Linked DNA regions of Homo sapiens: regions 2 and 3 are each linked to region 1. The links are chromatin loops, found by intact Hi-C in ENCODE. Cell type or tissue: CD4-positive, alpha-beta T cell. All regions are shown on one strand. Links, peaks and the distances in the headings refer to the core of each region. The heading gives the core; the rest is flanking DNA. Region 1 has its middle 150 kb from the start of PRELID2. Region 2 has its middle 23 kb from the start of TCERG1. Region 3 has its middle 12 kb from the start of TCERG1.

What was found. Hi-C counts contacts between places; a loop is a spot of excess contacts. Peaks named below come from ENCODE experiments on the same cell type or tissue, not always from the same donor. Only the 100,000 strongest peaks of a DNase experiment are listed, where the experiment ranks them.
Region 2: a loop joins it to region 1, with 16 times the contacts of the local background. A loop is called at or near these places in 15 of 110 quality-filtered maps.
Region 3: a loop joins it to region 1, with 12 times the contacts of the local background. A loop is called at or near these places in 15 of 110 quality-filtered maps.

The regions. Positions count from the first base shown.
Region 1 is chr5:145,677,642-145,687,645 of GRCh38, forward strand. It overlaps a transcript of PRELID2 not described here. Among named protein-coding and RNA genes, the nearest start is that of PRELID2, 150 kb to the right of the region's middle. In CD4-positive, alpha-beta T cell, for the core only: no CTCF peak of the experiment used is centred there; a DNase peak (open chromatin) is centred at 4,140.
Region 2 is chr5:146,419,578-146,429,581 of GRCh38, forward strand. No RefSeq gene overlaps it. Among named protein-coding and RNA genes, the nearest start is that of TCERG1, 23 kb to the right of the region's middle. In CD4-positive, alpha-beta T cell, for the core only: CTCF peaks have their summits at 7,768 (motif pointing left) and 7,988; a DNase peak (open chromatin) is centred at 7,764.
Region 3 is chr5:146,430,027-146,440,030 of GRCh38, forward strand. No RefSeq gene overlaps it. Among named protein-coding and RNA genes, the nearest start is that of TCERG1, 12 kb to the right of the region's middle. In CD4-positive, alpha-beta T cell, for the core only: no CTCF peak of the experiment used is centred there; no DNase peak of the experiment used is centred there; H3K27me3 peaks cover 419 bases.

The sequences.
Region 1 (10,004 bases), core at 2,846-5,345:
GGTTCATTGTGCTTTCTTCGTATATAATTGAACTTTTTCATAATAAAAGTATTATGTTTAAATAAAACCAGAGAAAAAGGAAATAAAAAACTGAAGCACCACCATTCACCTCAAGCACTGGGGATAAAGTGTGAATTATGAATTTTGGGGTCAGCAACTGTCTGTGGTTTCATTAAAAATTCACCACTGAGGCCAGGCACAGTGGCTCACGCCTGTAATCCCAGCACTTTGGGAGGCCGCGGTGGGTGGGGTGCATTTTACAGAAAAGGAGAAGTTGTGGGACAGGCATTCACATAGGTAACCATATATTTGTAAATCAATGCTGTGACATGGTTTTATCTTTTCTTGAGAGTCAGTGCAACATGCTAACTATCTATATGAGGGCAATGTCTGTAGAAGTTCATTCTTGCTTCTTGAAACAAATGGAATTCACTTGTGCTGTGTAAAGAGGACTAATGAAACTATCCATATAATCCAGGCAAAAACTTGATGCTGAGGGTAAAGAGGCTTGGGTTGTTCTGAACTAATTAGGCCAGCTAATATTGTTCAAATACACAAGATAATTGCTTAGGCATCCTCGTGAAAGTATGAGTAAGATTTGGGCGGTTCTCACTGGCATTGAGAACCTAAAACTACCTCCCTGTCCCATGCCTTTTCTGTACAGATGCCTCTTTGGTATCCCAAGGCAGAAGTGATCTTTCCCTCCTACAAACATCCAAAGAAATGCTTCGTACTTCTCTTCTAGTTTATTTAACTTCCTTATATTTGTTTGCATGCTTTTATCTACCGGTAGATTGTTGCTTGCACAGGACAGTATCTGTCTTATTTTATTGCTCCTAAGACTGATTATAGTGCTTTCCCTATACACAGTAAATTCCTAAATCATAATGCTAAATATGTAAGTCATTCAGTGACCCATAGTAAACCAGACCAACTTATTATGAGTTCAAAACTCTTTGAGCCAGAGGTTTTTCAACTGGCCAATTAATAAATAAAATAAATGTACTAGTACTGTCAATATACCCAGCACAGTGTTTAGTACCACTAGGTAAATGATTTTAAAATTCATTTGCTAAGACCTTGGGAAACCTTACACCGAGCCTTAATGTCCTATCTGCAAACTGGGGGGTCGAGGAGGAGTAATAATACTTCCTTTGTAAGATGATTATAGGAGTTAGAAATTATATGTAGAAAAGAGCAAGTACAGAGTAATCTTTTCTGTTTAATTGTAGTTATTATTCATTGTGGTGGGTATGAATTTTCAGGCATAACTCTCAAGTGCGAGAAAATTCACATTTCTTTATTGCTCATGAAATTCATGTTGTCCTCGCTGATCTCTCCACTTTCCTTGGACAGAAATTGAATTTCAGTTGTATTCTAGAGATCTCTAAACAGTCCAAAGATGTGGAAAGTCTCCATGTGTTTTATGCAGTCCTCTGCATTTGGGAAAGGCTCTCTGGACTTCAGTCTACTCTGCTTATCACTAATAAACTCTTCCAAGCCCTTCTTGGCCCCTTGGGATTGAAACTCTCTATCTTTGGTTCCCAGAACCATAATTTCTATGTTCCCTATTCCCCTTGGGCTGAGGAATCTTCCACTCCCTTAGTTTGAACTTTTCTGCCCCCACTCCCTAACTATAGAAGCCTGAGGCCAGGTGGGAGGGTTGTCATGTAGGAATCTGGAAACTTCTGCTTTAGTCTCTGAAACTCAAAAGTTGAGATGTCATTGAGTCTTAGCTCAAATGTTATCTCTTTGTAGAGATCTTTCTAGAATATCCCTTGTAAAGTAGAGTCCACACTCAATCCCAGCCAATTACATCACTCTATTTTATTATTTTCATAGAGTTCATCACTATCTTGACTTATCATAATCATTAATTGTCTTTGCTTGCTAGGATACAGTCTTCCAAGGGGCGGAAATCTTATTCACCATTGTATCCTTAGCACTATGTCTGGCACATATCAGATGCTCAGTAAATACTTCTTAAATAAAATAATTAATTATCCTGCCAAATTGTGAAGCTAATGGTGATGAAGTTGATGAAAGAAATATGACATAGTACTTATTTTAAGGTTGCTTAAACTATTTTGAGTTAATAATCAAGAAATAATTTGAAGGCTGACCCAAGGCTTGAGTGGAGAGTTTGGAGAGGTGAGGTAGTTAGAATAAATATATATATATATATTTATATATTCATTTATACAAATTCATAATACATTTATACAACTAATTTTATACAAATAATATATAAAATATGTAAAATGTATACAGTACACATTACTTATAAATATGTATAAAATAGAAGCTTTCTATATAGTTAGAAAAAGTTCTTAAAGTTCCAATGTTTGTATTAATAATATGAAAGGTAGATATATTTATGTTTAGCAAAAGGGGACATGGATTATAAAAGCTTGAGCAATATTGGTTTAAATTTTAGTGCCACAGTGAGTCGTGAGCTAACTCCACCTGAATCACTGGAGCATTTAAAAAATATAGAATCGAGGGCACTACCCATAGAGGTCCTGGTTCTGTAGAACTGGGATGAGATTCAGAAATTTGTGTTTTGAAAAAAGAATCTCTAGATGATTCTGCTTCTTAACCAAACTTGGGAGCCAGTGATTTATGTGAAAAGTCTATGGAAAGGAAAGAAAAGGAAAGTGAATTTAAAGAGGGATATCTTTGTGGATGATGTAGAACTTCAGCTCAAACACTGTGCCCCCTAGGGGCTGGGGAAATAATAAGGGCCTTTCTCTACTACCTGATCCCTGCCACAACCACAGCTGATTGGACCCAGCCTGGAATAAATCAGGCTTCTCTCTCCCAGCAGTAGAATTGGGATCCAGTGTGAATTTCTTTTGTTAGCTCAAACTGAGAAGATGGGTATTTGGGGGCTATGGAAAGCCATATTCTGGCATGAATCTGTGAGAAGAGACAATTTGTTAATAGGGAAAAGTAGACAGAGATGCAAAAACAATCGGAAACACAAGTCCATGTAATTAAGAGAGAGAATTGCCAAGAGGGTAATTAATTGCCTTGGCTTCTGATGTTTTTGGTTCCTGGGTGTAGCCCCTGAGATTCTTATAATAAATTCCCTTTTATTTGCTTAAGATAGTTTTAGTGCTTCTGCTACCTGCAACCAAAATACATTTTCAGGAGGCCAGAAGGGAAAAAAAAAAGCGTATAACAAGACTGGGTATGGGAGAAAGTACTTTGTTCCATCGCCAAGGAAGGCTATGGTTCATGAGATGTCATGTTCCGACACTCAGCAGAAGGCCCTGTGCTGTTTTTATGAGGAGTTCTGACAGCCTGTATCCAGCCAGGGCTGGGAAGGCGCTGTGACTTTCACACCCTCACGACCATGGCAATTTGACAGCAGAGGATAATGAACCCCACAGCTGGGGTTGGGATGCTTCTGTCTGCTTCGGCAGTGGCCTCTTCACTCCGGTACTGGAAAAAAGTACTCAGGGGGAAGCTGCTTCCCAGGTCAAAAATGATCCTTGAAAAATGCTATCCAGGGGCCACTTCCAAAATCGTAATGTCCACAGTAGGCAGGAAACAGGGAGGCACGAGCGAAAATGGAAACCAGTGCTCCTCTGAGGATAAAATTTTCTCTCTACTGAGATGGAAATTTTTCTCCCTTTCCTTTGCTTCTGCTACCATGGAATGGCCCTCTATTTTTCTTTTTTCTGAATTATCTTGGCTACATGATATGGTTGTTTGTCTTCTCTCTCTTGTACAGGAAGATAAACACTCTGAGAGTAAAATCCAGGTCAACTTCATTTCTAGACTTACACAGTGCCTCACACAGAAAATGTGCTCCAGGATAAATGTTTATGAAGGCTCTGCCACTTACTACCTGTGTGATCTTGGGAAACTTTCTTAACCTCTTCAAGTCTTATTTTCCTTACTTATAAAATAGTGATAATATTCCTTTGCTTTCTGGATTATGTGTAAGTGAAGATTAAGACATCCGTAAAGTGTCTTGCATGGGATAAGCACACCATAAACGGTAGCTATTATTTGTAAGCTCTGGGCATGAGCAGTGGCAAAACCAAACTGCACCCCCTTCTCTCCTGCCTTGACTATCCTATCTGGCTTCTGTTTCAACCCCAGTGTGCCCCAGTAGCAATAGTGCATCCATTCATCCAGCAGAGGGAGCTAGGCTAGAAAGTAACTACACTAAGTGAACCATAAGTACACAGTAAATATTGCATCATACCCAGCTTTGAAATGTGCAAAAAATTATACCTGCTCATGCCAAATTAGAAATGGCTTTCAAGTGCCTGATGCTACATTCATCACCATGTCCCAGAAAGATGCTGACTGAAGGTTTTCAAAAACTTCAAAAGACTCTTGCAATAATTGCATATTCATTAGACAAATTAGTTCTAGATTATTTTTAAAACCATAACTTGGAGAAAAAAAAAAGACCAACAAAGAATTGAATAAAATTATGCAGGAGTGGTGTTTAGAATATAAAAATGTAGAATACTATTCATTCTGTATGAAAGCATTAAATGGAAAAAAGTGGGGAGAGGGAGGAGGAAACCTAAAAATAAAAAGCCACAAAGAGAAAAATAATCTGTCTTTAAAAAATTCAGTCCTTGGGAAGTAGATAGAATTTTTCTATTAGTTTTGGTTGGGAGGAAAATGTACAGTTTCCACCTCTGATGGGGGAACCTCACTGGGAAAATAATAACCACTATCATCATAATACGACATTGGCTGAACTAGGTGATTAGCACAGTGTGACGTCTACAATAAGTATCTGCTGGGATCTTGTTCTTTGAGGAGTCACAATCTGGTATAACAGACCTGGCTTCATTTTTTGTAGGCTCCATTATATCCGAAATAAGCTGCTGCCACTTCGCCCAGATGTATTAACAGGGTAGAAGGTCAGGAAAAGCAGAGAAAAGCCACCAAGGGTGCACCCAGTGGCTCACAGCTTCCTGCCTTGAAGTGCATTTCTAAATGGAAAAACAAGTCCGAGAATGCCAGACCAGGCAGGGCTCTTCATGACAGCAGCCATGAGGAGGGAAATGCTGGTATTCACCATGTGGGAAGGTTAGGTGACACGCTCCCTTCCTGAGGCCACATGTGTACAATATCAAGGTATAAATTAAAGAGCCCAGCAGCGGTTCCTGTTACTTGCCAATGACCATCGAGGTTGATCATTTCACCATATGCAAAGGGCTGGCTGGCTTTCACTTGGCATAAAAATCAAGAAGCTTTTCAACACTGCTGGTTCCAAAACTAACATCATCTTCATGATTATAAGCACAGTGTTACATCATGGGACTAGCAGGGGAGGAAGGCATTGAGAAAATAATCACATAATTAATTTATGATTCTAAATTGTAGCTCATGCTCCAAAGGGGAAAAAAGACCAGAGAGCCACAGAGAAAAATACAGAGCATTGTTTATATTGGGTGAAAGCAGTCAGAGAAGACCAGTATTTCTAGGTAGTACAGAACAGTTAAGAACCTAGGTACTGGTGTCAGAAAGATTTAGATTTGAGCCTGAATTTGTCCTTTACTAGCTCTGTGACTTTGACTTTAGGTAAGTCATTTTCTTCTTCAAGCCTGAGTTCTCCCATTTGCAAAATAAGGATAATACCTAGATAGTGACTAAAGATGTAATGATGTGTTCTATACTACCCCTAGAATAGATTCAGCAATCAACAAAACTGTTATTATTGAACATGATAGTCCAAAAAATATCATAACCAGTATACTGGTGTGCTAGGGCTACTGCACCAAATACTACAAACTGGATGGCTTAAATAATAAAACTTTATCTTCTCATAGTTCTGAAGGCTAGAAGTCCAAAACCAAGATGTCAGGATGTTTGGTTTCTTCTGAGGACTCTCTCCTAGACTTTCAGATGGCCACCTTCTCGCTATGTCCTCACATGGCCTCTCCTCTGTGTGCATGCATCCCTAGTATCTCTCTGCATATCTACATTTCCTCTTGTTAAAAGCACACTAGTCACATTGGATTAGGGCCCACCCTAATGCCCTTATTTTGCCTTTATCACTCTTAAAAGGCCTTATCTCCAAATACAGATACTCTCAGATACTGGAGTTTAGGGCTTCAACACATGAATTGTAGGAGAGAGGGAGAACACAGTTCAACCTATAACGACCAGTATGGCATGGAGCTGACCAATCACAAAGGGGGCTGCTTGGTCACTGGCCAGTAGAACGAGCTGCTGATTGTATAGAACAGCAGAGTGCACTGATGCACATTGCTTATTGGTATTATTATTATTACTGAGTTTTAATAGCACTGCCTCTACTCAGGGATATACCAGGTTTGTAAGCAGAGCGACACAAAGTTTTCTAGAGGGGAGATTCCAGGAAGCAAAACAGTCTCCAACAAATGTTAACTTCTACATCCTGCCATGCCTGGAACCGGACAAATACAGAGATGCTTTAGAGCTACCTTGTGAAAAGAGACAAAAGGGGAAGAGCAGGAGGGGGAAGGATAAGAGAGTTAATGGTGACTGAGATTTGAACAAAGACAATGAGGAAGAACATGTATGTAGAGGAGAAAAATGACATGAAAAGAGTCAATAGTCCAGGGGTGAAAGAAGCCTCGATGGGCTGGGCCCTAGCTTTGGTTCTAGTCCAGGCTCAACAAACCAATCTGAACTTTTACGCAATCAGAATAAACTCTTCTTTGTGGACCTCCTTCATGAAATCCTGCTAAAAGAGATTCTTCCTCTTCCTCTCTATCCAAATGGATGCTTTTGTTATCCTGTGTTGTTTCAGACTGTAGGTCGTGGGAGAGAAAGGAAAAAAACCCCACTAAAACCTATCACTCTCTTCTTATTGTTTCCTTGTTCCTCTCTTTGGTTAGCTTTCATTTTGTGCTTGCCCATGTGCAGGCACTGTGCTTCACATTCATGCTTTCATTTAATCCTCATAGTTGTTCTGTTATTATTTCACAGATGAGAAAATATGAGGTTCAGAGATGTTTAGTGACTTGCCAAAGGTCAAACTAAGAGTAAGTGAAGAGCTGGGACTTGAACTTAAATCCATCCCACTTAAAGTCCCTGCTCTTAACCACCATTATCATCCTGTGGCTGTATATTCAGGAAGGAAACACATGGATGAACCAATCCTGGGGGCAGGTAATGACCAGCACCAGCATTTGGAGTACAGATTGTAGTCATGGGTGCTGTTGGCACCACTAAGGCAATAACAGTCATCATGGAGTCTAAGGTCAATGCCAGGATTTGAGGTCACAGCTTTAGGAAAAACTGAAGATGGAAGGAGGCTTCAAAGTCCAGACCAAGGTTGGGGTATAAGACAGATATGAAGAAAGTTGGGCTGTTGGTCTCTGATTTATCTTCCTCCCTCACTGTCCACATCCAATTAATCATCAAGTCTTGTTGCTTCTACTTCCAAAATATTTCTGCCATTCTTCTGCCTGTCCCCATCCTGACTGCCACTATCCCAATACATTGAGAGAATCAGTTAGTCTCTCTGTTTTCAGCTTTGCCCCTAAACCTTTTATTCCACTGCAGTCAGAATTCTTACTCTGAAATATAAATCTAATCCTACCACTTCCCCACTTATGTGGCTTCAGTAGCTTCCCATGGCCTCAAAGGCTTCCAAAGCTTTCAATTACCAAAGCCACCTCTTACCTCCCTGTTTTCACTCTTCCATAAGGCATACTGAACAACTTTCGGTTTCTCTGATGTAATACGCCATGTTCTCTCCAGTCGCTAGGTCTTTGCAAATGTTATTCTTGCTCTCTAGAGCCCAGTTTCTACCCTAATGTTTTCAAGTCTCAGCTTGGACATTGCTTCTTTGCAGAAGCCTTCTCTGGCATAGATAAGAATTTAGAGGACAAACCTAAACCTCATCACATTGAAGTTCCTCCATGACCATTTTTTTCCTACCCTCAACACTCATTACAAAAGCAAGTATAATGCTTCATTGCAGTCCCACATCTGTTTCAGGAGTGCTATAAAACATTGTCTATGAGTGTAGAGAGGGAAGTTCTATATATTAATCAGAGAGAGACAGAGAGACCAGAAAACAATTGCCTGTAGTAAATATTAAGTCAGTACCACTGTAAAAAGCAGGAGTCCCAGTGTATAGAGAAAAGAGGTAGAAAGCCGCTGACCCACAGGAGAAAGTAGCCTTCCTCTGCAGAGGGTCACCTAGAAGAGAAGGTAAACAAACTTCAAGCTCTTCAGCTTCCCTATCCTGGACAGTTTCTGACTCTGAGTTCTGTGAGGAATCTCCTCCAAGATTTTCTGAGGAAGGATCCAAAAAAGCTGCTTGACTTCTCTGTTCACCCTGGTCCCTGATATCGCCATTCTTTGAAAAGCCCTTTGTCATGGGTTTCCCATGTTACATGGGAATGAACAGCATGGCGATGTATAAATTCTTCACCAAATCAAGCTTTTCTCTTCTGCCTTTGTTATTCATCATAGGTAAAAGTGTCTGTTACAGAGGAAATTACACATGTAAACCCACTCACTTTACCTCCCTCCTAAGTCTGTTACATGCCTTCCTGTAGCATCCTGTGCTCAGCCAATAGAATTGCCTCACCCAAACCCTACATACACAAGATTATAAACTCCCTGTAGGTAGGGACCACATCTGAGTTATTCATTTTAAATTCACTGCCTAGCACAGTGCCTGGCTTATAAGGGGGATTTTCAATAACTAAATTCGAATGAATATTTATAATATAAATAAACAGTCTAACAATATGTATGCCTTCTCATTAATAAGATGCATAATAGATGAAATTTCCCCTCACCACCCAGCCCCACCATGCCCTTAGCAACAAGATCTAAACAGGGGAAGGGTCTTTCCCCAGCCCCACCTAAAAACGTCTTCTAATCCCACTTTTGGAACAGCAGAAGAAACATTCAACCAGAAATAAGAAAGCTGTGAAAAGGCAGAGTCCATTTAGGGTTAGTTTGAAGACTATTTGTGTGCGTGTTTTTTTAAAACAACATCTGGACAAATTTTAAAATGTACTTGTGGTCCCATTCATGAAACGGGAAGCAGACCATGGGCTCAGAGCACCAATTACTTGCCCTTTTGTTTCCGCCATTTCTTGGAGAAAATTTAGTGAGCTAACTTGCAGCATGTCAATATAATAAAGTACCCAACATCTGGGTAAATTATAGATTAGCTGCAGTAATTGTTCAGCTTTTAAAAAGAATTTTCCAAATAAAAAATTTTTTCTTTAATTTTAATGCATTTTGTTCAATGTCCTATAGTTTTGAAAAATGCATCATAATAGAACTGAAATGATCTTATGGCATTTTACCCACATTTGATCTAATTTCCCTAATGATTTTTCCAGCTCTTCTATTAAAGCAAGACAAATTGTCATCTAGAGAGATGATGACAAAAAAGTATGAAAATAATTACAGGTTTTTTTTAATTTGTCACTCAGACTTGGAGATGCTAAATGATGACCAAGAAGATCACCAGGTTAACCTGGAAGAAGGTGTTCTCTCTGGTTATTACCATGTCAATACTACTGTTATTTAACAACCTGGCAGTGTTAATGGGACTCTTCTTCTGGGGATGAAACTATGGGGGGTCTTCTGACCTCCAAGTCTCTTGGCAGCTTTTAAGAGAAAAATGCACAAGACATGTGGTCAGGAAAGCCGGGTCCCAGTCTTAGCTCTGCCATTTGCTTCCTGCATGGCCTTAAAAAGCACATCGTCAAAAGACAATCAGACAAACCCAGGTTGAGATTCAATCTACAAGATAACTGGCCTGGACTCTTCAAAAATATCAATGTCATGAAAGTCAAGGAAAGGCCTAGGAACTTATTCTTGAATAAAGACAAATAAAGAAATATGACCACTAAAATGCAACATGTGATCCTGGACTGGATCCTGGATCAGAAAATAAAAGTGCTATAAAGGACATGATTAAATCAACTAACAAAATTGTCATTCTTTTGTTTATCGATGTGTTACCTTTCAGATTGTCTCTTTCCAGTAGAAACTCCATGACAGCA
Region 2 (10,004 bases), core at 6,746-9,245, 750 kb after region 1:
ATTGTCTATGCAGGAGAGAGGAATGAGGCATCTGACAGACCTGAGACCAGAATTCTAAAACTGGTAGTAGGTACTCACTAAAAAGCAGAGTTAGACTAATTTGGGAACAGTTACCAAAATTGGGAAGGGTTTTTGCACACTCCAATGAAGATGTGGGTGTATAGGGCCCAAGGTAAGGTCTAAAGGTGCTGAAGCTTGGCCTTGTGGACCTTTATAATTACAAAACTCTATTAGAGAAGAAAGCCTCACACCCAGAGTAGACTTCTGAGAGCAGAATCCAAATGGGGAAGCATGGGGTGACAGAGATAAAGAGAAAAGAAGGCCTAGATAAAAGAGCAGAGGAACCATATGTCAAAATACATAAGGCCATAAAAATACATTTTTTGGCTGGGTGTAGTGGCTCATGGCTGTAATTTCAGCACTTTGGGAGGCAGAGGTGGGCAGATCACTTGAGGCCAGGAGTTTGAGACCAGCCTGGCCAACAAGGCAAAACCCCATCTGTACAAAAAAATAGAAAAATTAACTGGGCGTGGTGGCATGCAACTGTAGTCCCAGCTACTTAGGCCAAGAGGGGAGGATCACTTGAGCCTGGGAGGTTGAGGCTGCAGTGAGCCATGACTGCACCACTGTATTTCCGCCTGGGCAACAGAGTGAGTCCCTGTCTCAAAAAAAAAAAAAAAAATTATATATATTTTTTAACATATATATTATATATATATTTTTGCATATATGTAAGATTGTGTTCAAAATCAACACTAAGTTCTAAGAAAAAAAGGCAGAATAACAAAGCATATCAGAAAGACATGCTTTTGAAACTGTTGAAAAGTATGACTTACTATTTCAAAATGTGCTAAAAGGCTAACGAAATAACATTAGGTAGAAAAGAACTATACAAGTCAGAATTAGAAAATCTTAGAAATGATGTAGGAGAATTCAGAATTAGAATTATTTCAGAAATAGAAACTAAAATAGAAGGTACAAAACAGTGAATAAATTCAACAGATAATGCCTTACATAGAAGGTAAAAATAAAAGTTTCAATACATTAAAGAGAAATGAAGGATTCCAAAGGAAGTGGTCAATATAGAAAGTAAGCAAAGAATATTCAACATATGTATGATAGAAAAGTCACAAATAAAAAATAAAAATGGAAATTTAAAAGTAATTTAAATTCAAAAAGCTAACACTCAAGAAAACGTTCCTAAAATAAAAAAGAGACGGAGGCTGGGTGCTGTGGCTCATACCTATAATCCCAGCATTTTGGGAGGCCGAGGTGGGAGGACTGCTTGAGACCCGGAATTTGAGAACAGCCTGGGTAACATGGCAAAATGCCATCTCTACAAAAAATACAAAAAAAAAAAAAAAAAAATCTGAGCCTGATGGCACACGCCTGTAGTCCCAGCTACTTGGGAGGTTGAGGTGGGAGGATCGCTTGAGCTGAGGAGGTCAAGGCTGCAGTGAGCTGAGATTAAGCTGCTGCACTCCAACCTGGGTGACAGAGAGATACCCCATCTCAAAAAAAAAAAAAAAAAAAAAAAAGAGAGTGAGACTGACATGAGTACCTAGCAAAATCAATCTAGAATGATCAAGGTCAAGATATATCCTAAAACAACTTCTGGGCTTTATAGAAAAAGGAAAAAATATTTGGGCAACTAGTCAAAATCTCAAGTCACTGACATAGGAAAGGAAATAAGATTGTCATTAGACATCATTCCAGAAGAAATGAAGTAACATTCCTTGAACATACTCAAGGAAAGTAAACATGAGCCAGAGATTTAATAGGTAGCTAAATGCAACAAGTTTTTATGTACATAAAAGAACCAGAGAATACTGCTCCCATGTACCTTACCTGAGGAATGTACTAAAGAAAGATTTTTTTAGACAACCAAAATGGAAAGATATTGGCATAAGAACGAAGGGTGAATGTTAGATGTACTTTTACCCATAAAACTATGATGGTTATAAAAACAGCAAACATCCAGGCAAAGTAGATACTGTACAATAATTAAAAGCAGAGAATGGTGAGAGAGAGAAAAAATAAAATATTCTTGTTGATTGTTTTATAGTTACTGATGTGGTAAAAGGGTGTTTATTCAAATGAGATATTGATGGGTAGGGATGAGAGAGTAAACAAGAAATGAACTAATTTTCATATTGCTGGAGAACCAATAGATAATAATGAAAGGATGTTTATTCAAATGAGATATTGATGGATAGGGATGAGAGAATAAAAAAGAAATTAACTAATTTCTATATTGCTGGAGAACCAACAGATAGTAATAAAAATAAGATGGGGGAACTAAAGTTATTTTAGCGTAAATGTAAAAGTAACCATTAAAAACAAAACCCTTCCAAATACCAAATATATTGAGAGAACAATATATCACATAATGACATAATGAAATCTAAATCACATAATGAAAAACTAGTGCGATAAAAGGCTTGCATATTTATAACATAAAACAATATGAAGTGAAAAAAGTAATGTGCAAAGAAATAGACATAGATATTTGCTTTTAAAAAGGCTAAATAACAATATATGTGTGTGTATGTGATGGTTAATTTTATGTCAACTTGACCGTGCCATGGGGTACCCAGATTAAACATCATTTCTGTGAATGTCTCTGTAAGGGTGTTTTGGGGTGAGACTAACATTTGAATCAATGGACTCAGTTAAATAGATGGCCCTCCCCAATGTGGGTAGGCATCATCCAATTCATTGAGGGCCTGACTAGAACAAAAAGACAGGGAGGCTAAGCGCCATGGCTCACGCCTCTAATCCCAGCACTGTGGGAGGCCAAGGCTGGCAGATCACCTAAGGTCGGGAGTATGAGACCAACCTGGCCAACATGGTGAAACCCCGTTTCTACTAAAAGCAAAAAAAAAAAAAAAAAATACAAAAAATTAGCTGGGCATGGTAGCAGGTGCCTCTAATCCCAACTACTCAGGAGGCTGAGGCAGGAGAATCGCTTGAATCCAGGAGGTGGAGGTAGCAGTGAGCCAAGATTGCGCCATTGCACCCCAGCCTGAGTGACAGAGCGAGACTGTCTAAAAGAAGGAATTTGGCCCTTTTTTGCTTCCTGCCTGCCTGCTTGAGCTGGAACATCTGTCTTCTGCCCTCGGACTGGGATTTTCACAACTGGCTTCCCTAGTTCTTAGATCTTCAGACTTGGACTGTAATCCCAGCTACTCGGGAGGCTGAGGCAGGAGAATCACTTGAACCCAGGGGGCGGAGGTTGCAGTGAGCAGAGATCACACCATTGCACTCTAGCCTGGATGAAAGAGTTAAACTCTGTCTCAAAGAAAAAAAAAGTATATATATATAATCAATAAGGATAGGAAAACCCTAATGTTGAATTTAAAAAGAAACAAACGAACCTATTTCAAGGTTTAAAGGCTTTTAAACAGACTTCTACTTTTAAGTGGGCTACATTCTAAGGACATTTTTTAAAACTGTAATCTTGAACTTTGTTAGGTTTGTTGTTGGTAGTGGTGTTGATGTAGTAAGTCTAATATTATTGAGTATTATAGAAGAGAGCAGAAGAGTAAATATAGTGATGTTCATGAAAACCAGCATTCTTCCTTTGAGAAAAGAGAGGTAAAAATATGGGCTGGGCGCAGTGGCTCACGCCTGTAACCCCAGCCCTTTGGGAGGTCAAGGTGGGATCACTTGAGTCCAGGGATTCGAGACCAGCCTGGGCAACAAAGCAAGACCCCATCTATAAAAAAAAAAAAAATTAGCTGGGTAAGGTGGTATGTACCTGTAGTCCCAGCTACTTGGGAGGCTGAGGCAGGAGGATTGCTGGAGTCTGGGAGGTTGAGACTGCAGTGAGTTATGATATTGCCATGGGACTCCAACCCAGGCAACAGAGCAAGACCTTGTCTCAAAAAAATGAAAAAGATAAAAATATGGACTGGGAGGACAAGAGGAAGAACTGCTGGTATTGGATTGGAGTTGGGGGATTCAGATAAATTAATGATTTTAAATAAAATATACTTTCTGGCTCTGTCTACTGAAAGGGCCTAGAGGCAATGAGACTCCAATAGCAAGAGCACTCTTCCTACTCATTTTTTTTTCTAAGAACTGAAGGTTTCCACTAAAAGAAACTGAATCTCCTTGGAGAAATGGCTGATTCAATGTCTGGAGCAAAGAAAGTGCAAGATGAGCCTGGGACCTCCTCTGCTACAGAATCGTGAAATAAGTAAAGAAGCACTCAAAACCAACAGGCATATGTCAGAAGGACACAGAGACCAACTGGAAGGGGCTCCCGTTGGCCTAATTTGGGACAAATTGAGAATTGAAAAGAAAACCGATGGTAATGATTTTTCCTAGTTGACAGTGATACTCAAGAACATTAAAAGGTGAGTATGAGAGGAGAGCATTTGCTTAAACAGCAGAATGCCAGCTTGTAAATGTGGAAGAAATGATAGGATTAGAAAAATTGTGATTTTTGCAATCACCAACATTATAATTGATTCAGTCAAAGTTTATTAATGAATGCTAGAACATGGTAAAAGTTGTGGAGGAACAAGATATTTTCATATCCTCCATGTACCATCCCAGAGATTACTTATTAATTATAAAGTGGGGAAATATACCTTTACAGTGAAGAATTCTAGCAGGCAACACCTTAATCAGAGGATTAAATTTAGCATCACCTATAACAGGGCACAGTGATATCATATGCCTCTTGTTATGAACACTGAGAGGGACCCAACATCACTTCTGTAGAAGTTTTTGCTAAAAGTCTTTAACTAAATCTAATTCTGAAGAAATATCCAGATAATCCAAATTGTGGGACATTCTATAAAAGAACTGACCTGAAGGCCCTCTCCCCATTTCCCCGCAAATGTCAAGAGAACTGTTCTAAAATAGACTATAGAGACGTGACAGCTAAAACAGCATGTGATTCTTGATGAATCCCGGATAAAAACAAAAACAAAGGCAAAACTAAGACAAAACAAAACAAGTAAAGCTTCAAAGGGTGGTACTGGGGGAAAAGCTATATATATTTAATAAGACTTTTAAAATATTAGATAATACCTCAATGTTGAATCTATTAGATTGACAATTTGGTTATACAGGAAAATGTCCTTGTTTCTTTGGAGGTAAATGCCAAAGTACTATGGAGTGAAGCTTCATAAAGTTTTTAATGTACTTTCCAATTTTCAGCCCCCAAACCCCACTATCTATCTATCTGTCTATGAAAAACACCCATATACGTATATGGAGTTATGTACAATAAACAAGAGTAGTGAAATGTTAACAATGGGTGATTGCAGGTGAAGGATATTTGAGAGTTCATTGTATTTTCTTTTTAAACTTTTCTGTAGGTTTAAACATTTTCAAAATAAAAGGTTGGGAGTTAGGGAGGCATAAACATGTGGGCTGCCGGTGGATGCCTGGCCCCAAGGCAGTCAACCTACAGATTCACAGCTAGAGACCTAGGACCTAAGCCACATGGCCTGAAAAGATGAGCTATTCTATATTGGTCAGGATCCTCTTGGCTTCAAGTAACAGGACACCCGAGTCAAAGTAGCTTAAACCTTAAGGATACCTCATGTAACAAGAAGTCTGAAGGTAAGTGGCTCGAGGGCTGGTCAGTTTGTCAGCTCAAGGATGTTGACGCCCTCTTCTGTCAGTTTCTCTGTCGTTCTCTTGGCTTTGCCTCATGGGTGCATGATAGGTACAACCGCGTCATGCATCATGTCCTCATGTGACATCCAAAGCAGGCAGGAAGCGGGTGGGCCAGCTCCCTCTCAGGCCTCCCCGTCTCGTATCAGGGATAACACTCTTTCCCATAATCCGCCCCCCAGCCCCGCAAAAGTTCCCTTACCTCTCAGCGCTCTTACAAACCAATGATGTATTCACCACCTGAGGTTGTTCACCTGAACAAACCTGATGAGGAGGGTGGTTGCTGAGTGGGCAGCCAGCGGTGTTGGCCACAGGAGCCAACCAGACTCCCCCCGCTCAGGAAACTAAGCCTAGAAACGCAACTTGTGTGTGCTGTTAGCAGTCCAGCTGATGGTGAATGGACAAGAAGTTGAGGACATGAGCCATGGATAAGCCAAGGTTAAGACAAAAGAAAACACCATCTCTATCCCTGTAGTGATAGAGGGTGAGAAAGCCATTTGGTAGGGAAAGTGAAATAGAGCACATGGTCTGAGTCAGTGAAGCTGCCCTTAGGGTTAGAAATGGCTCCCCCAGCTGCCTGGATCCCTGATGTTTTCTGGTTAAGATTTCAGTTCCAGGCCACATAGAATGGACTAGTCAGAACTCCTTATTGGCCAGTAACAGAACAAAATACTGCCCTGGCATCAAAGAGGAATTAGTTTAAAATGTTCAGGAATGTCTTACTATCTAAGGCAAGAATTGTAGGAAGTGTAGCCAGGCCTTAGAAAGTGCTAGCACCAGGTGGCTTCTCTTTGACTCTTGTCTCTGTGTTTCTCTACTGAGCATTTTATTCTTATCTCTGCAGTAGATAAGCAAATATCTTCGCATCTGGTCTCCAATGTTATTATCATACATCCACCCACATCTCCTGAATTCTCATTAAAGTTTTGACGCTGCTGAGAGCCCATGTGGTAGACAGTCCCTCGGTCCTACTTTCAAATTCCCAGAGGAGAGAAGCTGAGAAGCCTAAGTTGGGTCAGATGTCCAATCTGTCAAGTCCATGGGCTTCAGGTCACAACAGATAAATAGTGGGTAAGGAGGAGGAGTATTAGGAGAAAGGGGTCACTGATGTAAGGCCGCAAAGATATCCCAACGGCATCCACTATGATCCCCTTAAAGTACTGGTTCTCAAGGTTGGGGGTAGGAATTCCTCCCCACCCCCACTTTTGGCAATGTCTGGAGGCATTTTTGGTTATTACAGCTTGGGGGGTGGATGCTACTTCCATCTAATGGGTAGAGGCCGGGGTGTTGCGAAACATCCTAGAATGCTCCTATGACAGAAAATTACTTTGTCCAAAATCTCAATAGTACTGAGGTTGAGAAATCATGCTCCCCTTTTGATCCTGTAATGGGCCTTTCCACCAAATGGAGCATCGGTATTCACAGAGCACAAACCCATGCCTAATATGTAGGAGGACTCTTAAATATTTGCTGGACAGAAGGTGAGTGAAAATACCATTCTAAAACAGGGTGGACACTGATTCTACTTCTGATTACCCAGGTTCAGGGTGTACTCTGGGTGAAGCCACCATGGGAGCGCACAAAGGCAGGGAATGGTGAAATTCTTGCCTTGGGGAGTGGAAGGTAGGGGTGTGTAGAACAGAAGATGGAATAAGCAGAAACAGATGCAAATAGAAGACAGAACCATAAACCCACGCACAACTTGCTCTTGCAAGTGCTCACAACACAAGTAGCAGCTGCTTCTCTGGTACCTGCCCCTCCTACACACCATAAGGGAGAGCTGCCGAGCCTTAAGTCCTAAACAGCTGTAGGATATGATATAAGCATCTTTCCCCCCAGTAATTCGTCGGGCAGGCAGGTACAGGCTCCAGGCCACTGGGGTTTCTTTTTTGGTTTAGTAGATACATGTGCTTTCATTTCTTAAGGAACATTGTCAGCCTGAAATCTTAGAAAAACAAAAACACCTGTAAATAATTCAGAGTGAAGACAACTCCAGAAATAAGGAGAGGGAAGAGTTTGTAAGGCTGAGTATTTTCCTAAAACTCCTGACAACCAGAGTCTACTACTGGGCAAAGGAGAATAAGTTTTCTGGCAGAAACGCCAGAAAAGTTAGATAATGCAAAGTCTTTGCTGCCCTCTACTGATGAAAATGAAGACTAACGTGTGGTTTGAGAGGAGAGAGGTTTTTCAATTACCATTCCATTTTTTCATTTACTTTTTCAACACCTATTTACTCAGCTTATACTTGGTGCAGGTGATGTGCAAAGCATTGAGTACAGTAGCAAAAATTACAGAGCAGGTGCTTGTTCTCATGAAACTTACAATCTGCCAAAGGAAACCAATTTTGTATGTCAACAAACAGGAAACATTTTAAGGTTGTTGAAAGTGCTCTGAACGTTAACAGGCTAATGTGGAGATGTGTGGGTGGGGGAGACGGGGTACAGGGGGATGGCAGGCAATTTAAGAATGGAAGGTTGTGACAACGCCAGCTGTGCCAGGAGAGGCCAAGAGCTTTTCATGCAGAGAGAGAAGTGGGTGTAAACTCCAGAGACAGAAAAGTGCTCCCTGGGTCCTTGAACTCCGTGCAGGAGCAGAGGGCTGTGTGGAGAGGCCAGAGAAGTGGGCAAGTACCAGTTCACAGAGGGTCCCAGTATTTTGCCCAGGAGCTGGGATTTTGTTTGGGATACATTTTATTCAGAAGAGGAAGCTATTGAGCATTTGCTATTTTTGTCTTTCAAGGACTATTTTTTTTAATAGTACATACTCGCTACAGGGTATCAATAAAGATTTTTTTTTCCCAGAAATATCAGAAAGTTTAAAAAGTGCATACATTAAATAACTATATTAACATCTAGAGAAGCCGGGCGCAGTGGCTCACGCCTGTAATCCCAGCATTTTGGGAGGCCGAGGTGCGTGGATCACTTGGGGTCAGGAGTTCAAGACCTGCCCGGACAACATGGTGAAACCCTGTCTTTACTAAAAATACAAAAACTAGCTGAGCGTGGTGCCACGCACCTGTAGTCTCAGTTGATCCAGAGGCTGAAACACGAAGATTGCTTGCACCTCGGAGGCGGAGGTTGCAGTGAGCCAAGATCGCACCACTGCACTCCAAGCTGACTGACAGAGCGAGACTCCATCTCAAAACAAAACAAAAATCATCTAGAGGATTATTTTGTCTTCTGTGTGGATGATGGACAGTAGGGCAGCGGGGCAAGAGGAGGAGACAGAGCCAGGTGGTGCTGTGTGGGAGTCAAGCTGGGAAGATGGACAGAAATGAATGGATATGAGGTGGCTTTGGTGGTCTCACCTTCAGGACCCTCTGGTGGGTTGGATGTGGAGGACAGTGACACGGAGAGAGCTGCCAAGGCTGTGAGGACAAGAAAATCAGCTATGACACACGTTTGAAGAGCAGTGGCACCTGCAGGCTCCATCCCTGGCTCTTTGCTGGCCAGTGGGCCAGGGCCATTTGCCTGCCCACCATGCTCTCTCCTCCTGCCTAGTCTGGGTGATTACACCTGACAGGGTTCAGAGAGGCATCCCTCATAAAAATGGCCATAAAGCCGTTTGCTAATACGAAGCCTCCCATAAATGTCAGGTGATGAGAATTACAGCCCCGCAGGCTCATAAAAGAGCATGTCATGGCTTGAGGAAGCCACAGCGACGGTGAGGGCACCAGACTGTCTTTCCAAGCTGTATTTTAGTTTCGGGGAAGATATGACTGGAGGAAGTGCAGTGCTGGCTGAGGCCAAAGTGGCTCAGAACCTTAAGTGAAAGGCCCAGTTATGAAACCTGTCAGCAAAGCTTCCGTCCCGTGGCCCAGGGCTTCTTCAAGGTGAAGTGGAATGTATTCTGAACTTGTAGAACTTAGCCAGGAGGAGTAGGGGCATTAGTGAACCTGGCCTCAGGCAGCCTCTGATTCCGGGGAATAAACAACATACTGTTTCCTACTTTTTCCAATCCTTGACCCACCTGTCAGCTAATTAGTACATAGCCCAGGTGTTCTCTCTGCCTTGAGCTGCTCCCCTGCTTACCATCTGTCTAGCAATCCTTTGATGCACCCCATATGTCTCACAGCCCTGACCCCCCAACCTCTTTCTTTCTCTCCCTTTATTTTTTTTCTCTCTCTTTCATGTCCAGTCAACATTCAGCTAAAAATCGCTGGTATCCTATAATAAACATGACATTGTGCTGGGATTCTGGAAACCAGGCTGGGGGCAAAGAAACATGATATGAAGACCCCATCCAGAAGAAGTTACACATCTAGGACAGGCAGCTAGGTGAGTAACTTCTTCTGAGAGCACATCCACACTTAAAAAGTAAAACAATAGTAAATAATTGTGGCCAATATCAATATTGAAGGCTGATTGCAT
Region 3 (10,004 bases), core at 1,011-3,510, 750 kb after region 1:
GGAACAAACACCAATAACCCCAATAAATTCCAATAAACTCAACATAATAATTAGCCTTAATAAATAATAAACACCAATATATTTTTGAATCAATTTTTATATTACATAACGTTGTTTTAATTTTGGGGATTAATTCTTTTTGGTTTCCTAAAGTGGTTTCTTTTCTTTTTTTTTGAAACAGGGTCTCACTCTGTCGCCCATGCTGGAGTACAGTGGCATGATCACGACTCACTGCAGCCTCAACCTCCTAGGCTTAATTGATCCTCCCAACTCAGCCTCCCAAGAAATAGCTGGGACCCCAGGCGCGTGCCACATGCCAGGCTAATTTTTGTATTTTTTGTAGCGATGGGGTTTCACCATGTTGTCCCGGCTGGTCTGAAACTCCTGGGCTCAAGTGATTCACCCACCTCGGCCTCCCAAAGTGCTGGGATTACAGGCATGAACCACTGTGCTTGCCCTAAAGTTATGTCTGGCAGTTCTTTATGTAAATTTTAGAGTGAAAATTTAATCATCAAGAGTTCTGTCTGCATCAAATTGTACCAATTTTAGGTATTATTTGTGTGAGGTTTCTTCAGTGACTTATTTTTACCAGATCCAATTTTCCTGGGTCAAATTTTGCAGATCTGCATTTCAAGATTTGCTCCATTTTTAGTCAATATCACATTTTTACCACATACAATCAGTCATAGCCATTTTCAGTTTTAATTTGTGTTGGTTATTTTTGCCAGAAATATCCCTTATAAATTGAACAGCAGATTAATGGTTTATTTACTCATTTCTTATTCAACGGGATGAGAACATTGAACAACATTAGGCAACAGAGAGAGCTAGGCAAAACAGAGACAAAGACTCAGAGATAAAGATAGCAATAGGAAATCAAATTTTAAGAGTAAAAATTATATTTATGGTAATGGTAATAGCTAATATTTATTGTGTACTTCTTATGAGCCCTGTTCTAAACACCTTAAATGGGCTTATATTCATTTAATCTTCACAACAACTCTTTTTTTTTAACGTCGATTTTAAGTCCAGGATACATGTGCAGATTTGTTACATAGGTAAACTTGTGTCATGGGGGTTTGTTGTTCAGATTATTTCATCACCCAGGTATTAAGCCTAGTACCCATTAATTATTTTTCCTGATCCTTTCCCTATTCCCACTCTCTACCTTCTGAACAGCCCCAGTGTGTGTTGTTCCCCTCTATGTGTCCATGTGTTCTCATCATTTAGCTCCCACTTGTGAGAACATGCAGTATTTGGTTTTCTGTTCCTGTGTTAGTTTGCTAAGGATAAGGGCCTCCAGCTCTGTCCATGTCCCTACAAAGGACATCATCTCCTTCTTTTTTTATGGCTGCATAGTATTCCATGGCATATATGTACCACATTTTCTTTATCCAGTCTATCATCAATGGGCATTTAGGTGGATTCCATGTCTTTGCTATTGTGAATAGTACTTCAATGAACATACGTGTGCATGTATCTTTATAATAGAATGCTTTATATTCCTTTGGGTGTATACCCAATAATGAGATTGCTTGGTTGAATAATATTTCTGTCTCTAGGTCTTTGAGGAGTCGCCACACTGTCTTCCACAATGGCTGAACTAATTTACACTCTCATCAACAGTGTGTAAGCATTTCTTTTTCTCTACAACCTTGCCAGCATCTGTTTTTGTTTTGTTTTGTTTTCACCTTTTAGTAATAGCCATTCTGACTGCTGTTAGATGGTATCTCATTATGGTTTTGATTTGCATTTCTTTAATGATCAGTGATGTTGAGCTTTTCTTCATATGATTGTTGGCCGCATGTATGTCTTCTTTCAAAAAGTGTCTGTTCATAGGCCGGGCATGGTGGCTCACGCCTGTAATCCCAGCGTTTTGGGAGGCCGAGGCAGGCAGATCACCTGAGGTTGGGAATTCGAGACCAGCCTGACCAACATGGAGAAACCCCGTTTCTACTAAAAAAAATACAAAATTAGCCAGGCATGGTGGTGCATGCTTGTAATCCCAGCTACTCAGGAGGCTGAGGCAGGAGAATCGCTTGAACTCAGGAGGTGGAGGTTGCAGTGAGCAGAGATCACACCATTGCACTCCAGCCTGGGCAACAAGAGCAAAACTCTGTCTCAAAAAAAAAAAAAAAAGTGTCTGTTCATATTCTGTGCCCACTTTTTATGTTTTTTGTTTTTGCTGTTGTTTTTGTAAATTTGCACAACAACTCTTTGCAGAGATGTAATTATCATTTCTATTTTAAGATGGGGAAACCGAGGCACAAAGACTGGAAATAAATTGTCTCAAATTATACAGCTAGTAAGAGGCAGATCGGGGATTCACACCCAGGCAGCCTGTGACTGAGAAAATGCAGCTGTGCTTGTATATTGATTGCTTACTTCTTGGTACTGCAGCATCCAAATGTCCCCTGGAACAAAATGTTGGAGTGAGTCAAAATGTTCTTTCATTCTATGCTTTTCTGCCACCTGAAATACCCTCCTACACCTTCTGTGCCTAACACCATTATATGCTTCCTTATGGGAGTCAGACTGACCTTGAGAAGGAGGGGACCATTGCCCACAAAGCTGGGTCTCCTGACCCTCTACTGGGACTCCCAGCATCTGAGCTAACTGCTGTTTGAATGCTTATCATCTGTGCTGCAATTCCCTTTGCTTCTTAGTCTCTCTCAATAGAGCTTGCTTGAAATGCTTGTTTTCCGGTACCATAAAGAAATAGCACTTAAACATAAATTTAATTTTTTTAGTAAGGCCATTTTTATACTTTCTGCAGAAAGGGTACACTCGCCAGCAGTTTTGCCATGAGAGTACACTGAACAAAGGAGACCAGGTCATTTACAACCTGACGTGTCTACCCTACTGCTGTGTCCGGTTTCCACTGGCTGGAACGGGACCTCACATTCTATATTTGTCCCGAGTGGCTAGCAACTTAGAACTTTTTAAAAGAGGCAAAGGCAGAGGAGAACAAAGGAAGGAGGAAGTAACTTGTGGAATGCTGAGAAAGGTAAAAATACCTTTAAATAAGGAAGAGGAACAGGCAATGACCTAATGCTTGCTTGGACCAGTATAAGCATGCCAGGGCAAATATTTAGGCTAAATGTGGGAACTAAGAACATAAAGTACATTGATTTTTTTATTACGGCTAGCAGATATTTAAGAATGTTAGCACAGGTTTTTGAATAAATTTATTATTATTATTATACTTTAAGTTTTAGGGTACATGTGCACAACGTGCAGGTTTGTTACATATGTATACATGTGCCATGTTGGTGTGCTGCACCCATTAACTCGTCATTTAGCATCAGGTATATCTCCTAATGCTATCCCTCCCCCCTTCCCCCACCCCACAACAAACTAAAGAGCTTCTGCACAGCAAAAGAAACCACCATCAGAGTGTACAGGCAACCTACAGAGTGGGAGAAAATTTTTGCAACCTACTCATCTGACAAAGGGCTAATATCCAGAATCTACAATGAACTCAAACAAATGTACAAGAAAAAAAACAAACAACCCCATCAAAAAGTGGGCGAAGGATAAATTTTGCTTTTTAAGAGAAGTTACTATTTATTTCTAATTAGACAGGGAGGAAAGTCTTTGAAGAGGAACCTCTACTTTACTTTTTACAAGCCTAAGATTCTTAAGAAAAGGAGTTGGCTCTTATTGCCAGTGTTTCCATTTCCTACTATAGGACTGGTACAAATTAAAAAGGTTATGAAAATTATCAAATAAATGCTCCTTGGCCTTTTGGCTAAGATCAAGTGAAAATTATTGAATAATAATTTTGCATAAACAAATGTGCAATTTCACTAACAAGGTATTCTACTAATAGTTACTTGCTTTATTATTTACTGTCAAGTATGATTGTTTTGGCTTAACATGTTCTTCTGCATTAAAGAACTTGTGATCTTTCATGACAGTTCTGGGAACTTATTCAAAGCTCATGAAGTTTTGATGTTCTGATGCAAGTGACTGGGTTATGGATAAACATTTAATTTCTACATTCGTCCACTTTCTATTTTGTTCTAACAATCCCATAGTATCTGGTGATAACAGAGTTCACCAGCAAGGGAGTTTGGATATGATACAGCATAAGCTAAAATCTAAAATCAGAATAAGTCTATATAGAATATGTCCTGATTGGTGCAAAAGTAATTATGGTTTTCGCCATTAATAACTACAGACTTGATCTATGAAGTAGTTAAGTTATCCTAATGTATTAACCCAGGCTGCTGAAGTCAGAAATCTTAAGGTTGTCTAAAGCTCCCTGCCTTCCCTACTCAAATCCAATCCATCAACCAGTTTTGTTGATTTTACCTTTTAAATAGTTCCTGAATCTGTCTCCTTTTCTCCATCTTTGCTATCATTGCCTTCAGTCAACGTCTCATCATGGTTAATCGCAGCAATGTTCTACTGTCTCCCCAGCTGCAAGCTTGCTCCAATTCATTATTCTCACTATAGTCAGAGTGTTCTCTCTAAGAAGCAAATCTAATCGTCACTCCCATACTTGAAACCCTTAAATAATAACTTCATATCATCTGCAGAATAAAATATGACTCCCATCCTCCTTTCTAGGTCCATTTCCTGCTGCTCCCCTGTACACTAGTGCATTAGTCTTGATAACGTCCTTGTAAGTTCCTAAAATTACTTCCAAAATGCTGTCCCTGATGCATCCTTTCTTGGTTCTTGTTTACTTCCTCAGTTTCCACCTTCACAACGGAGTCTCCCTCCAAACACAGTCCCTGCTTCTGTGTTTCTGCCTAACTACAAAGAGTATGACATAAAGATTCAGAGCAAATGCAGTAGTATGTGGTTGCCAGACTACCCCACCTAAGTTGTATGAGTTTAGGCAACTCGCGTAAGCTTTCTAAGCCTCAATTACCTCATCTGTGAAGTGGGGCTAGTTAGTAGCTGTGATATGTAGATTGTCATGGGGAATTAAATGAGAAATTCCAGGTAAAGTCCTTGCGTGTGCTAATCACTTAGTAATTACTAGCCATTTGTCTTGGCTAATATTTAGTTTGTTTACTTCTGCTAGACTGTGTGCTTCAAGGATAAAGACTCTTGTGTCTTTAGCAACTATGATAGTAACGGGCACAAAATAAGTATTCCTTAAATGTTTGCCAAATGGACAAATGAATGGATGATTATCTTCTACACCCCAAATTGGAACACTTGATCTCACATGTTTGAGTAATGGAGAAGAGTTTAAATAACTTCTAAAATAGTGAGTTATTGCTATAGCGATGAAAAAATTATTACCCTACCGCATGTCCTGAGATTGGTGTGGTTAATGACACACTGCAGGTGTTGAGTTTAGAAAATTGTAAGAGACAAACAACACTTTCAGTCAAATTTAACTGGGGAAGCATAATATTGTAAAGACCTGGGTTCTGGTCCTGTCTCTGTCACTAACGGGATGTGTGACCATGAAAAAGTTAAAAATTGAACTCTCAGTCTTTATTTCCTCATCTGTAGACAAACGATGCACAAGATTATCTCGAAGATCCTTTCACTTTGGCAATCAACTGCTTTTGTAACTTCTCAAGGTGATAAATTACACTTTCAATTTGGGGAAATTGTATACGAAAGTATATGAAATAATTGCATTATAATAGTCTTAACTACTGCTGCTATTTAATGTTCCTGAGATTTTGTTGTTATTGTTGTTGTTTTTAACTTTGAGAAACAGAAAAATTTTAATGGTAAGAATTTATAATTGGAATGAACCATAAAAGAGATAATTGTTGTTGATACAAGAGGATAAGAGAGAATCCCCACTTACTGCCCCCGACCTGGCCATGTTCAGTAAAAGAACTAGCATTGGCTTTATACAGTGGATATGATTAACTGTTTATGTTAATAAGCAAGGAGACTATATATGTATCATTAATAATTATGGGACAAATTCAAAGTTTCTGAGAGTTAAACTAGTAAAATGCATACACAATGTACTTAGATATAGTCATCTATGTTAGTAAATGAAGAGATTGCAAATGTGTGGTTAATTATTCTAGGAAAAACACAAACTAGGGTAATCTTAGAGAATATGATCATTGTTTAATAAGTGGAAACCTAAATAATCATATGGTATTTTATAGGGAAAAAATTGTGGAAACAAACATAGATGGTCAACCTAAAGCAGGGTACTCTAATCTATGGCTCTCAGATTCCAGGTGGTCCATGAAATTGCTTTAAGGATCTGCAAATTTATGAGTTTACTAACCATTCGCTGTCTGTTGGCTGAACCAGCCAATGGTGTTAATGATCAAAATGATTCCCTCTCTTTGTTTCCTATAAACCACAATAGAAAAGAACACACCTCCTTTTTTTTTTTTTTTTAATCCTCCTCACTGGAGAAGTAGGCTAAGCTATCTGTGTAAGGAAGAGGTTCTTGGATAGGACAGAGAGTTCCCCAATGCAAGGGCAGGCACAGTTGGTCCAAGTAGAAGGTGTATCTTTATTTGGAATATGAATTATCAGGCTTTCATGGCCCAAAGCTATTAAAAATTAAAATTAAATAACATTCTTCCCTTGTTCTGCTTCTAATCTCATTGAACTGCCTTCTGATTATTTTGCTTGCTATGTATGTTTGCCCACAGGGAGGACAGGAGCAGCTGGTCCACCTGACAGTTGTAATTTTTTTCATAAATTAATACGTTGGTATTCTGGTTTATGAAGATAATTTTTTTAAGTGTTCAGTTTATAATTTTTTTTTTGAGACCAGGTCTCCTTATGTTGTCCAGGCTGGTTTCGAACTCCTGGGTTCAAGGGATCCTCCTGCCTCGGCCTCCCAAAGTGCTAGGATTACAGGTGTGAGCCACCATGCCCTGCTGTGTGTTCAGTTTAATGTGTGTGTTATTGACTTTGTTTCCAGGCTCATTTTGCCCAAAAAAAAAAAATCTATTTGCGGGGATTGGAAGGCTAGGAGTGCAATCCTTAACTGCATGTGTTTCTCGAGGTCAAGCGTACCTCGCGAGCTCTCTTGGCACTCATACTGCTAGCTGAGTCTTTTCTGGGGACGTCTCACTGGGTACTGCTTGCGCTTACCATTAGATGAGCATCTTGTCTGATCCTCTTATTTTGTAGATGGACAAATTGAGGCATCATAGTATACCTATGGTTTTCACCTTTCTCAAAGGTACTTAGCACCTTTGAGAACTAGCTATCTGAACACTTAAAATGGATTTTAGAAAACTTTTTCTTTTGGGCTGGGCACAGTGGTTCATGCCTGTAATCCCAGCACTTTGGGAGGCCAAGGAGAGAAGATAGTTTGAGCCCAGGAGTTGAAGACCAGCCTAGGCAACATAGTGAGACCCTGTCTGTACAAGAAATACAAAAATTAGCTAGGTGTGGTGGTGCACACCTGTGGTCCCAGCTACTCAGGAGGCTGAGGAGGAAGGTTTGCTTGAGCCCAGGAGGTTGAGGCTGCCATGAGCCGTGATTGCACCACTGCACTTCAGCCTGGGCAACAGAGCATGACCCTGTCTCAAAAAAAACAAAAATCAAAAAAAAAAAATAAACCTTTTATTTTGAAATAATTTTGGATTTACAGAAGAGTTGCAAAGTTAGTACAGACATAGTCCACATTCGGCTTCTCTTAACGTTAACATTTATTTTCATTTTTATTTTTTGAAACAGAGTTTCACTCTTGTTGCCCAGGCTGGAGTGCAATGGCACAGTCTTGGCTCACTGCAACCTCCATCTCCTGGGTTGAAGTGATCCTCCTGCCTCAGCCTCCCAAGTAGCTGGGATTACAGGCGTGCGCCACCACGCCTGGCTAATTTTATACTTTTTTAGTAGAGATGGGGTTTCACCATGTTGGTCAGGCTTGAACTCCCGACCTCAAGTGATCCCCCTATCTTGGCTTCCCAAAGTGCTGGGATTACAGGCATGAGCCACCATGCAACATTAACATATTATATAATCATGGTTCATTGATCAAACCACAAAGGTTATATATATATATATATATATAAAATATATATATATAAAATATATATATAATATATATAATATATATATAATATATATATAAAAATATATATATTATATATATATATATAAAATATATATTTTAATAGAGATAGGGTCTCACTGTGTTGCCCAGGCTGGTCTTGAACTCCTGGGCTCAGGCAATCCTCCCACCTCAGACTCCCAAAGTGCTGTGATTACCAGTGTGAGCCACTGTGCCTGGCCCTTACAATATTAATTAAACAATGAACTTTATTTGGATTTCCTCAGTTTTCCCCACCAGTGCCCCTTTTCTGTGCCAGGATGTGATCCAGGACACCACTGTACATTTTAGTCATCATGCCTCCTTTGTTGCCTCAAACTGTGACTGTTTCTCACTCTTTATCTGTCTTTCATGATCTTGACACTTTTAAGAGTATTGATCAGGTATTGTGTAGAACGTCCCTCAATTCAGATTTGTTTAATATTTCCACAACTTTAGACTGAGGTTGTGGATCTTGGAGAAGAATACCATAGAGGCGAAGCGGCCTTCTCACCACATCATGTCAGGGATGTACACTATCACTGATGATATTAATTTCTTTTTTAATCTTAATTTTAGTAGAGACAGGGTTTCACCATGTGTGTCAGGCTGGTCTTGAATTCCCAGCCTCAGGTGATCTGCCTGCCTTGGCCTCAATCTTTTTATTTTGAAAGTTAGTAAGTAAAGAAAAAGAATTAAGCATTTACTCACTTTTAAAACAGAAACTATTTTCAGGTAACTAAATCGCCTCTGTTGTCAAAGGAAATCTCTAATTTAAGGAAGACTGTCAGTGAGCAAGTGTGGAAGGTAACATATAATTGGAAAATCATCAGTTTGCCACCCGTAAGGAAAGTATTGATTCAGGAAAGGATAAAATCATTAAATCGTTAGGTTAATGGTTGACAGGTACGTTGACCATTCATCCCATTTTGCCAGAGATGGTCCTAGTTTATGACTATTGTCCAAGTGTAATTATTAGTAGTGCCCCTTTTAGTCTCAAATGTGGCAGTTTGGATTATAAGTGATAGGGTCACCCTCCTGACAGGGTACCAACATTTGTATGAAACCAAAATAATATCATGCAGATAATATTCTGATTATAATAAGATTGAGCTGTCATCACCTTTAACTTAGCATCACTTAGGAGGGGACAACCAGATGTGTCTCCTGTTGTGACTGAAATTGGAATATACAGCATTACCTAAGAAGTTCCCTTGACAAAAATGTTCAATTTAAATCTGGTCAAATATTCAGATCTATCTTCCTGCTTATAGGAAACACAAGGGTTAGAGGAAGCAATCAGACAGATCCAGAGGGGAAACAGTCCTGGTCTTCAGCAAGTCCATATTATGATAAAAGGAACTGTTCTAGATTAAAAGCTTGAGGCATAGCAACCAGATGTACTGCTTGGTTCTGAATTCGATACTTATCTGGCCAAACCAGCTGGAAGGACATCTTGGGGACAGGTGAGGAAATCTGAATATGGATTTGCTATTACTGTTAATTATGTTAGGTGTGAAAATATAATTTTTGCTATGTAGAAAACTGGGCATTAAAAAAAATAGATGCATTCCAAACATTAGGGGTGGAATATTATGATGTCTATAATTTACTTTAAAATACTTCAGGGCTGGGCGTGGAGGATCATGCTTGTAATCCCAACATTTTGTGAGGCCAAGGTGGGAGGATCTCTTGAGCCCAGGAGTTTGAGACCAGCCTGGGCAACAATGTGAAACACTGGCTCTAAAAACAAAAACAAAAAGAAAAACAAAAACATGAAACTAAACTAAAAAAAAACCAAAAAACACAAAAAGCAAAAAAACCCTTCAGCATTAACTACAATAAATGGAGTTGGCAGGAAAAGAAATAAGATAAAATATATAAAACGTTTCATAAACTTACACCTGAAAGACAGTGTCATAGGTAAGGCAGCCCCCAATGATCCCACCTTCTGATATTCAGCCCCTCCTTGAGTGTGGTCTACACTTTTCAACTTGTTTCTTCTTCC